2 separate regions of the Homo sapiens genome follow, and region 1 is linked to region 2. A link is an interaction called in ENCODE POLR2A ChIA-PET data of the cell type or tissue named here. Cell type or tissue: HepG2. All regions are shown on one strand. Each heading gives the region's core, and the rest is flanking DNA. Links, peaks and the distances in the headings are about the cores only.

Region 1 (4,390 bases), core at 391-4,390, 62 kb after region 2:
GGTTTTGTGTATGTGTCTAATGATATTCAGCCTGACGTTCTGCAATTTTAAAAATTATAATAAAGTATCATTTTTTAATCTGGAAAAAAAGCTTGAAACATATGTGTGGATGTATCATGCATTTATTTATGTATGTATATGAAGATGTTTAGAAGTTGAGGCTCTGTGAACTTTGAAAACAAAAGCATCCCACATCCAGATGATTCCATTGTCACAAACTCTTGAAAGGGTGGACTACTCTGCTCAGAAACCTTCCAAATAAACTGCAAGCCCTTTATTCTGGCATTTGAAACTCTCCCATTTTCTGGTTACAGTTCCTACTACTGTTCCACCAAGTACCCCCTACATGTACACACACACACACACACACACACACACACACTCAAGTATTTCTTTCTCTTTATCAATACCTTCCACTTTCCCACCTCTGTGTATTTATTCACATCGACTCCTCTGTCGAGATGTCCATTTCATCTGTCTAAATATTGCCATCTTAATATGTTCATTCCAAAAGCTGGAAGTAATTTCTTCCTTATCTGAACCTTCCCAGCAGCACCTAAGCTGTCCCTCTGGGCTGGCACTTTTCACTGCCTATATTAATTACAATTATTATGCCTTTTCTTCCCTAATTGGACTTTATGAAAGGGAGGATCATACTGTATTTATCTTTCATTTGATTACTGCAGTGTTTTTGGTGTTTTTCTTTTGGGTTTTTTTTTATTGTTTTTTTTTTTTTTTGAGACAGGGTCTTGCTCTGTCCCCCAGGCTGGAGTGCAGTGGTGCAATCTCAGTTTACTGCAACCTCTGCCAACCTACTGCCAAGTGATCCTACTGCCTCAGCCTCCCGAGTAGCTGGGATTACAGGCACGCGCCACCATGCACGGCTAGTTTTTGTATTTTTAGTAGAGACGGGGTTTCATCATATTGGCCAGGCTGGTCTTGAGCTCCTGACCTCAAGTGATCCGCCCACCTCGGCCTCCCAAAGCACTGGGATTACAGGCGTGAGCCACTACGCCTGGCTGATTACTGCAGTGTTTTTCAAACAGGATGTATTCTTGCAGTCTGTGTTTTAGAGAATTTCATAATTTTGGTGACCACTTCTGTACTGATTTTTAGAGTAACATAAGCATCATTTGGACTATCTGGATAACCATCTTAACCCTGAAACCTACCAAGCAGTTCAGTGCCCACATTTGTTTGAGTTTATGATCACTTTTTGGCACCAAGAAAGAACGAGCTGTAATACACGTGATGGATATGCAACAGGTGGAGACCAAATGACCTGCTGTGTGAACAAAGGTTTTTTTTGTGTGTGTATGTGTGTGTGTGAGTCAAATAAAGAAACGTGGTATCAGAACTGAACCCTCCCCATATCATAAAATAGCATGCATGCCAGATTCAAAGGAACCTGTGTAGTCGTAGGCCAGAGCCCTGTTTATCTGCCATTTAGCTTGGCAAAACTTGGATCTCATTGATTTTCAGTTTTGTTTGTATTTAATTTGTATTCATTCTTCCATTTAATATTGTTTTGTTTTTATGACCGTGTAAGAGTTTTAAGATAAAGTTCATGGACCAGGGACGGTGGCTCACACCTGCAGTTTGGGAGGCCAAGGTGAGAGGATCGTTTGAGTCCAGGAGTTCAAGGCTGCACTGAGCTATGATCATGCTACTGCCCTCCAGCCTGGGTGGCATAGTGAGACCCCATAAAAAAAAAATAGCATTTATGCCTAGTTCTGTTTGCATGTACTTAAGAGACAGAATACAGTAATTTAAATCAGTCCTGGGGGTAGCAGAGATGTAGGATGAACAAGTCAAGAGATTTAGTGTACAAACTGAAGATTACAGGTAATAAAACCATACAGTAGACAGGATTCATGCTAGATGAGATTTTAGCTGCTCTTGCTACAAAAACAAAAAAAAAAGTGGGTAACTAATGTGAGATGATGGATATGTTTGTTTTACTATAGTAACCTTCTTAATATCTATATGTATCCCATGACATCATGCTGTGTGCCTTAAATATACACAATAACATTTATTTTTTTAAAAAGTCAGGCCAGGTGCAGTAGCTCACGTCTGTAATCCCAGCACTTTGGGAGGCCGAGGTGGGTGGATCACCTAAGGTTAGGAGTTTGAGACCAGTCTGACCAACATGGCAAAACTCCATCTCTACTAAAAATACAAAATTAGCCAGGTGTGGTGGCACATGCCTCAACTACTTGGGAGGCTGAGGCAGGAGAATCGCTTGAACCCAGGAGGCAGAAGTTGCTGAGATGACACCATTGCACTCCAACCTGGGCAGCAAGAGCAAAACTCTATCTCAAAGAAAAAAAAAATCAATCCTAGGGGATCTGCAAGAATAACTTTCTTTAAAAAAAAAAAAAAAATGTGGCTGAGTGTGGTGGCTCACACCTGTAATTCCAGAACTTTGGGAGGCCGAGGTGAGCAGATGGCTTGAGCCCAGAAGAACACCCTGGGCAACATAGCAAGACCCTATCTCAAAAAAAAAAAAAAATTAGGTGGGCATGGTAGTGCACTCCTATAGTCCCCAGCTACTGAGGAGGCTGAGGTGGGAGGTTGAGGCGCAGTGAGCTGAGATCATGCCACTGCACTCCAGCCTGACCAACAGAATGAGACCCTGCCTCAGAAAAGAAAAAGCTACACTTATTAATTTTTAGCAGCACTAACTTAGATGTTAGATATTCATCATCCTCTACCCAGTGCAGCTTAGACTCAGCTTTATAATCGATCTCTATTTGCTAAAGGCATATTCGGTAGGTAGACACAGATGGTGGGGCCCCAGATAAAAAGGGCCATTGTTTTATTGATCTCTGCTATTTGTTTTCAGCTTGTAGGACCTGCACCTGGGTCCTCAAAACAAAACCTTTTGTATCCTTGGTAAATTGTTCCCAATTCATAAAAGAATAATACTAATAAGACAAGCCCGCCAATATATATATTTAAAGGACCAGGCAGCTGCTAAACCCCCACACTTTTTCTTGCTACAATTCAGAGAAAATGTTCTTCAAAGGAGGAAGCTGGCTTTGGTTATACATCAGAACAAGTATTATTCTAGGAAGTGAGCTAAACAGCCCAGCACCACATGGGCAAAATAATTGTTACCAGCTTAACAGATTTCAATGCAGCTTTGAGGAAGCACAGCATTACTGTCATGTGCAGAGAGGATTCCTAGCTCATATTTGGAACAAGGAAGTTCAAGATCTCATCCGGGACTATCTGGAAGAAGGAAAGAAGTGGTGGATTGGGCAAAATGTAATGCCATTGAAAAAGCATCAAGACAACAAATACCCAGGTAAGACCCTGGGGTTCAGTGTTTATGAAGGAAACTTCCTTATATTTTATTCTGGGACAGAAAAAAAAAAGAAAATCTTAATCTTTCTGCTTTTGTAGACAGAAAAACCAGTCACTTTACTTCATTACCATCTTTCCTCTGAAATATTTCCATTTTGTGCGACAGCCTTTGATTTGTCTGTTAGCAAAAATGATGCAATTTTTCCTGGAACCCATCTAAAGTTAACTTACCTGACCTTTCACTAAAAGAATTATGCTACGTTCCAAAGACAGAAACTTTGATGGTCATTTTTTTCCTAATAAACATCTCTTCATTATTCTGATCTCTAAGTTTCCTAACACAAAACTAAGAGGAAGAGTATCTACCTATTGTCTTTCTTACAAAGTGTTTTCTTTTTCTTTTTTTTTTTTTTTGAGATGGAGTCTCGCTCTGTCGCCCAGGCTGGAGTGCAGTGGTGCCATCTTGGCTCACTGCAAGCTCCGCCTCCCGGGTTCACGCCATTCTCCTGCCTCAACCTCCCGAGTAGCTGGGACTACAGGTGGCCGCCACCACGCCCGACTAATTTTTTGTATTTTTAGTAGAGACGGGGTTTCACTGTGTTAGCCAGGATGGTCTTGATCTCCTGACCTCGTGATCCGCCCGCCTCGGCCTCCAAAAGTGCTGGGATTACAGGCGTGAGCCACCGCGCCCGGCCCTTACAAAGTGTTTTCAAAGTTATGCACCATAATCTTGAAGTTTTAGAGACAAATCCAAGCCATTATTATATCATTCTCATCATCTTCATTAACGTGTAGATAAAGTAATACTAAGCCTTGTGGTAAGGAACACATATGAAAAAATAAACTATAATGTATGGGAGGAAATTCTACATTTTTATCTATTGGAAGTCAGTCAAATTTGGCTTTCATATTTACTTTTAAAAAATGCCTGGCAGGGTGGGTGTGGTGGCTCACGCCTGTAATCCTAGCACTTTGGAAGGTGGAGGTGGATGGATCACCTGAGATCAGGAGTTCGAGACCAGCCTGGCCAACATGGTGAAACCCCATCTCTACTAAAAATACAAAAATTAGCTGGGCG
Region 2 (4,393 bases), core at 281-4,280:
GTTGTTGAGAGTCTGGGGTTATTCATCAGACCAGGTGGGTCTCGATTCCTTACTCATGAGGCCACTGCAACAAGGCAGTGGGATGTGTCTCCTCACAAGAGGTGATCAAAGACCCTTTCCCGGAGGACAATGTTTTCCCTGTATGGGCCACCAAATTTGTTGGAAACAAATGCTCGGTGCTGCAAAGAAGAACCAACACTGAGCCAAAGGACAAAGGGTCTCTCAGCAAGGCAAATTTACTTTTGCAGAATAGAGCTCCTGGTAAGTCTGGTTGCCACGAGAGCACCCTAAACAAAGGAAAGCAGAGGTTTTTATGTCTAACGCAGCTTGTCCCTGCTACTGTGTCCTGACTCCATTGGCTGGAGTTGGACTGCACAATCCGAACCCGGTTGGCTAACTTGCAAAGTGCAGGAATGTGGTTGCACTGGTGGGAAGGCGGGAAGATCAGTTTTGGTGGGAGAGGCTATTGCGACGGGAGAGGTAAATCACAGAGTGGGTAGCAGATGTGGAATGTGGGCTGTATGGGTAAGGACTGGCAGGAAGGTTGTTTACCAGGGTAGGGGAAACACAGAGAGTAAGGAAGTCTGGCCTTGAAAGCAGGAAACAAAGGACAAGGAAACTTAAGCAGGCTAAACTTTTGAAGAAGAATTTCTTACTGTATTTAACAATAATTTTAAACACTTATGTGGTTATTTCTAGTATTTTGTGATAATTCACCTTTAGGAAATGGTATCTCAAACCCCAAAATGCCAGAAGGTTACCTGGAAGAGAACTGGTGTCTGAAAGCAGGACGGTGGCCATGGGCATTGACACACAGGCGCCATCTGCCAGTTCACCATCTCGCTAACAGACGCCCACCATTCAGGCACTATTTGCTTCTATTAAAATAGTTTCTAGGCAGGGTGCGGTGGCTCACACCTGTAATCCCAACACTTTGGGAGGCCGAGACAGGTGGATCACGAGGTCAAGAGATCGAGATCATCCGGGCCAACATGGTGAACCACATCGCTACTAAAAATACAAAAATTAGCTGGGCGTGGTGGCACACGCCTGTAGTCCTAGCTACTTGGGAGGCTGAGGCAGGAGAATTGCTTGAACCGGGGAGGGGGAGGTTGCGATGAGCTGAGATCGCGCCACTCACTCCATCCTGGTGACAGAGTGAGACTCTGTCTCACAAAAAAAAAAGTTTCTAGTCTTATTATTTCAACATTTCAAAAAGTCTTTTTATTTTTTAAGATCTAAGTGTCTTAATTAGATGTATCCCAGGTACTAGTGTGTATCCCAAGTACTAGTCAATTAATTGTGTCATTCAAATGTGTTACTATTAGTCTTTCTTATTATACATTTTTAAAGAGGAAAATATCTGCTAGTAAATATATTCCGAATGCCAGGAAGCCTACCACGGGAGCTGATGACATACCCTACAAAGACAAAAACGTAACCTCAAGGAAAAAGACACTCCTGAGAGTAAATCTTATCTCCTGGGAAAGACAGCAGCACTGTCTTCTATGGATGCAGAAAAGGAGAAGATTTAACACACTAAGCCCTTTGGTTCACTATAATTTAGCCCATTTGCCCTGTTTCTTTGTTCTATTTCTGCATCTGTACCAATGTATGCAAAAAAGACTGAAATAAAGAACCAGAGGAAAGGCAGGAGGGAAAGCTGTGGACCCACCTCATCTTGGTTGGTCTTGCCTCTGGAAGAGCAGTGCTGTGGGGCATCTGCTGGTCTTTTTATGCTGCCACTAGCTCACTTCTCCCCCTTCTCCATTTCGTAATTCCTGTGTCTACAAACTTTGGACCTGGTAAGGTCTCTATCTTTTCCAGTAACAAAACTCCAAACATTGCCCCTGTTAAGAGTTGAGCTCTTGCTTCACACTTGATTTTCCCGTGGTGTTCTTTTTTGTTTTTTGTTTTTTTTGAGACAGAGTTTCACTCCTGTTGCCCAGGCTGGAGTACAATGGCATGATCTCAGCTCACCACAACTTCTACCTCCGAGGTTCAAGCAATTCTCCTGCCTCAGCCTCCCGAGTAGCTGGGATTACAGGCATATATCACCATGCCTGGCTAATTTTTTGTATTTTTAGTAGAGACGAGGTTTCTCCATGTTGCTCTGGCTGATCTCAAACTCCCACCCTCAAGTGATCCACCCGCCTTAGCCTCCCAAAGTGTTGAGATTACAGGTGTGAGCCATCACGCCCAGCCCCCTCGTGAGGGCTTTTGATCGTCTTTCTCTCACATCTTGATTTGTATTTTTGATCCTATCTTAGTTTCTTTCCATTCCACAAGTATTTGTTAAGTGCCTGCTGTATGCCCCATCCTATGCTCACAGCTACGTAAGTACAGATGGCTCCTTAGAGGAGGCAGTGCCTGCATGTTGAAGGCGGGTAGGAGGTGCTAATACAGCAAGGGGAAGGGAATTTCAGCAGAGGGCCCCCGAGGAAATAAAGCCCAAGAACTGGAGACGGCCGGGCTTGTCAGAGAGCAACATGGAGTTTGGTGTTGCTGAAGCCCACAGGCTGAGGCCAGGAGATGTTGCTAGGGAGGAAGGCAGAGAAGATGAGTGATCAAGAGAATGCCAGAGCTTTTCTCTTACCATTATTTTACCAGAAGCCACTTACTTAATACAATCAGACAATTCTTTAAGAAAACTGGGGAGTAGCTTGTTCTTCCAGGAAACTTGGTGCTGAAGAGAACTACCAGAGGAAAAGGTGTAAGTGACTGTGTTCTGAGAGGCATTTTTTTAAGAGTTTGACTGTTATTTTCCAGTTTCTGGCTATTACTTCTTTCACAGGTTCTAGAATATAAGTGTGCATCTTATTGGCCTACTGGCGCTAACCTGTTGAAGTTTATTGATGAATCTGCAGGGTGCCTGTGAGGAGAGCTTCACAGAGATGGCCAGACCTTGGTGAGAGAGAGTGACATCAGTGTCGTTTTACACCCTACAAAGGAGGGGCCGTATTTTGGCATGAGAAGAAGGTGCACTGGTGATTGGTGGTATTGAAAGCTTATAGCAAGAAAAAGTTCTGTTAGAAGAGCTTCTGTTTCTCAGAGTTCCAGAACCTTTCTTCTGGGAGACCCTTAATAGCATGACCTGCCATCAGGAGAGGAGGCTCAGACAGCCTGCATTTGATTCCTGGTGCAGGGTGGGTTTGTTCCCAGTAGGAAAAGCAGCTTCTACTGATGCAGGGACTCTACCTCCCCACTCTTTATGGAATACCAGAAGGTTATTGCTGATAGGGACATTAGCCATCGCCTGGCTCAAGTCCTTCATGGAAGAGACCAGGAACTGATGGCCAGGAAACCTAAATTACTTAGCAAATTTATGGGCCATTCTGTGATTTGGACTCAGTAAGTCCAGAGATCCTGCCTTTACATCATTGTCTTTTGTTTTCTGGAGTGCTGGTAGGTTAGATCCCAAACTCTGAAGTACTGTCTGTGTTAAAACACTTTTTCCCCATCCCATTTTGAGCTAGCCTCTTCCTCAACCAGGCCCATGCCTTTTCTCCTAATTCACTTTGAGGAGGCAACAGCATGCAGTGAAAGGACCTCTGAGTTTGTATCAAACAGACCTGGGTTCAAAGTTCTGCTTCCCTGTTTCATAGCTATGTAACCTTAAGCAACTCACTTACCATCTCTGAGTCTCTGTTTCCTTGTCTGTAAAACAAGGACAACAGTTAACTTTCTGGGACCTAGCATTCAATAGGCACTCAATCAGTGAGCATGATTCCCTAAGGTGGAAGAGTTTGTATCACCTTCGGGATTTCCAGTGGGTTTAGGGTGTTTTCTGCCATACTCCCAGTAGACTCTATACCTTCTGACTACCCTGGACCATAAAGGAGCAAATAAAAAAGACTCAAGACTGAACACAACACAGAAATGGGTCAAAAGAAAGCTCTTTATTGATTGACTCAGCAATGCAGGGCTGGCACCCATCAGCTTCAAACCACATCTTATCGCATCCACTCCTGTCCACTCCCGTCCACTTTGCCCTCTTCCAGGCTGAAATCTTGCTTTCAGGCAAGGGCTTCCGGCCAGCCTTGCATTAGTTCTCAGCTATGGTCTTCTGAACCCAGTCCTGGATGGAAGTCACCTTCACATACACACCATACTCAGCCACAGCACAGCTCTTATCAAAGCTTAAGATCCCAGTCGCATACCAGGTGTCCTCCTCCAGGTCGTGAACGGCAAAGGCACTGCCCGCATCGCCATAGCAGGTGTCTTCTTGGTACTTAGACATGCCAGCACAGAAGGTGTGTTCATTCAGTATGGGCTGCACCCCTACAGGGCTCTTCGGTGTCTTCTTTTCGGGGACTGTGCTGCCTTCATAATGCCTTATGCATTGGTCTTGGTCAGCCACAGGCAGCATGACATACTTCAGATGGTCAGTAAA

Evidence for each region. ChIA-PET counts read pairs that join two places held together with the same protein. Peaks named below come from ENCODE experiments on the same cell type or tissue, not always from the same donor. Only the 100,000 strongest peaks of a DNase experiment are listed, where the experiment ranks them.
Region 1: POLR2A ChIA-PET joins it to region 2 with 7 read pairs; 2 of 35 experiments call an interaction of 5 or more read pairs at or near these places.

The regions. Positions count from the first base shown.
Region 1 is chr16:71,998,607-72,002,996 of GRCh38, reverse strand. PKD1L3 (polycystin 1 like 3, transient receptor potential channel interacting) reads left to right here and starts at 2,595. Exons shown (of 30, transcript NM_181536.2): 1 at 2,595-3,313. The coding sequence starts at 3,019. In HepG2, for the core only: no CTCF peak of the experiment used is centred there; no DNase peak of the experiment used is centred there.
Region 2 is chr16:72,060,543-72,064,935 of GRCh38, reverse strand. It overlaps HP (haptoglobin), which reads right to left. Exons shown (of 7, transcript NM_005143.5): 7 at 3,881-4,393. The coding sequence ends at 4,046. It overlaps HPR (haptoglobin-related protein), which reads right to left and starts at 1,710. Exons shown (of 5, transcript NM_020995.4): 1 at 1,676-1,710. The coding sequence starts at 1,680. In HepG2, for the core only: no CTCF peak of the experiment used is centred there; DNase peaks (open chromatin) are centred at 305 and 1,850; H3K4me3 peaks cover 1,423 bases.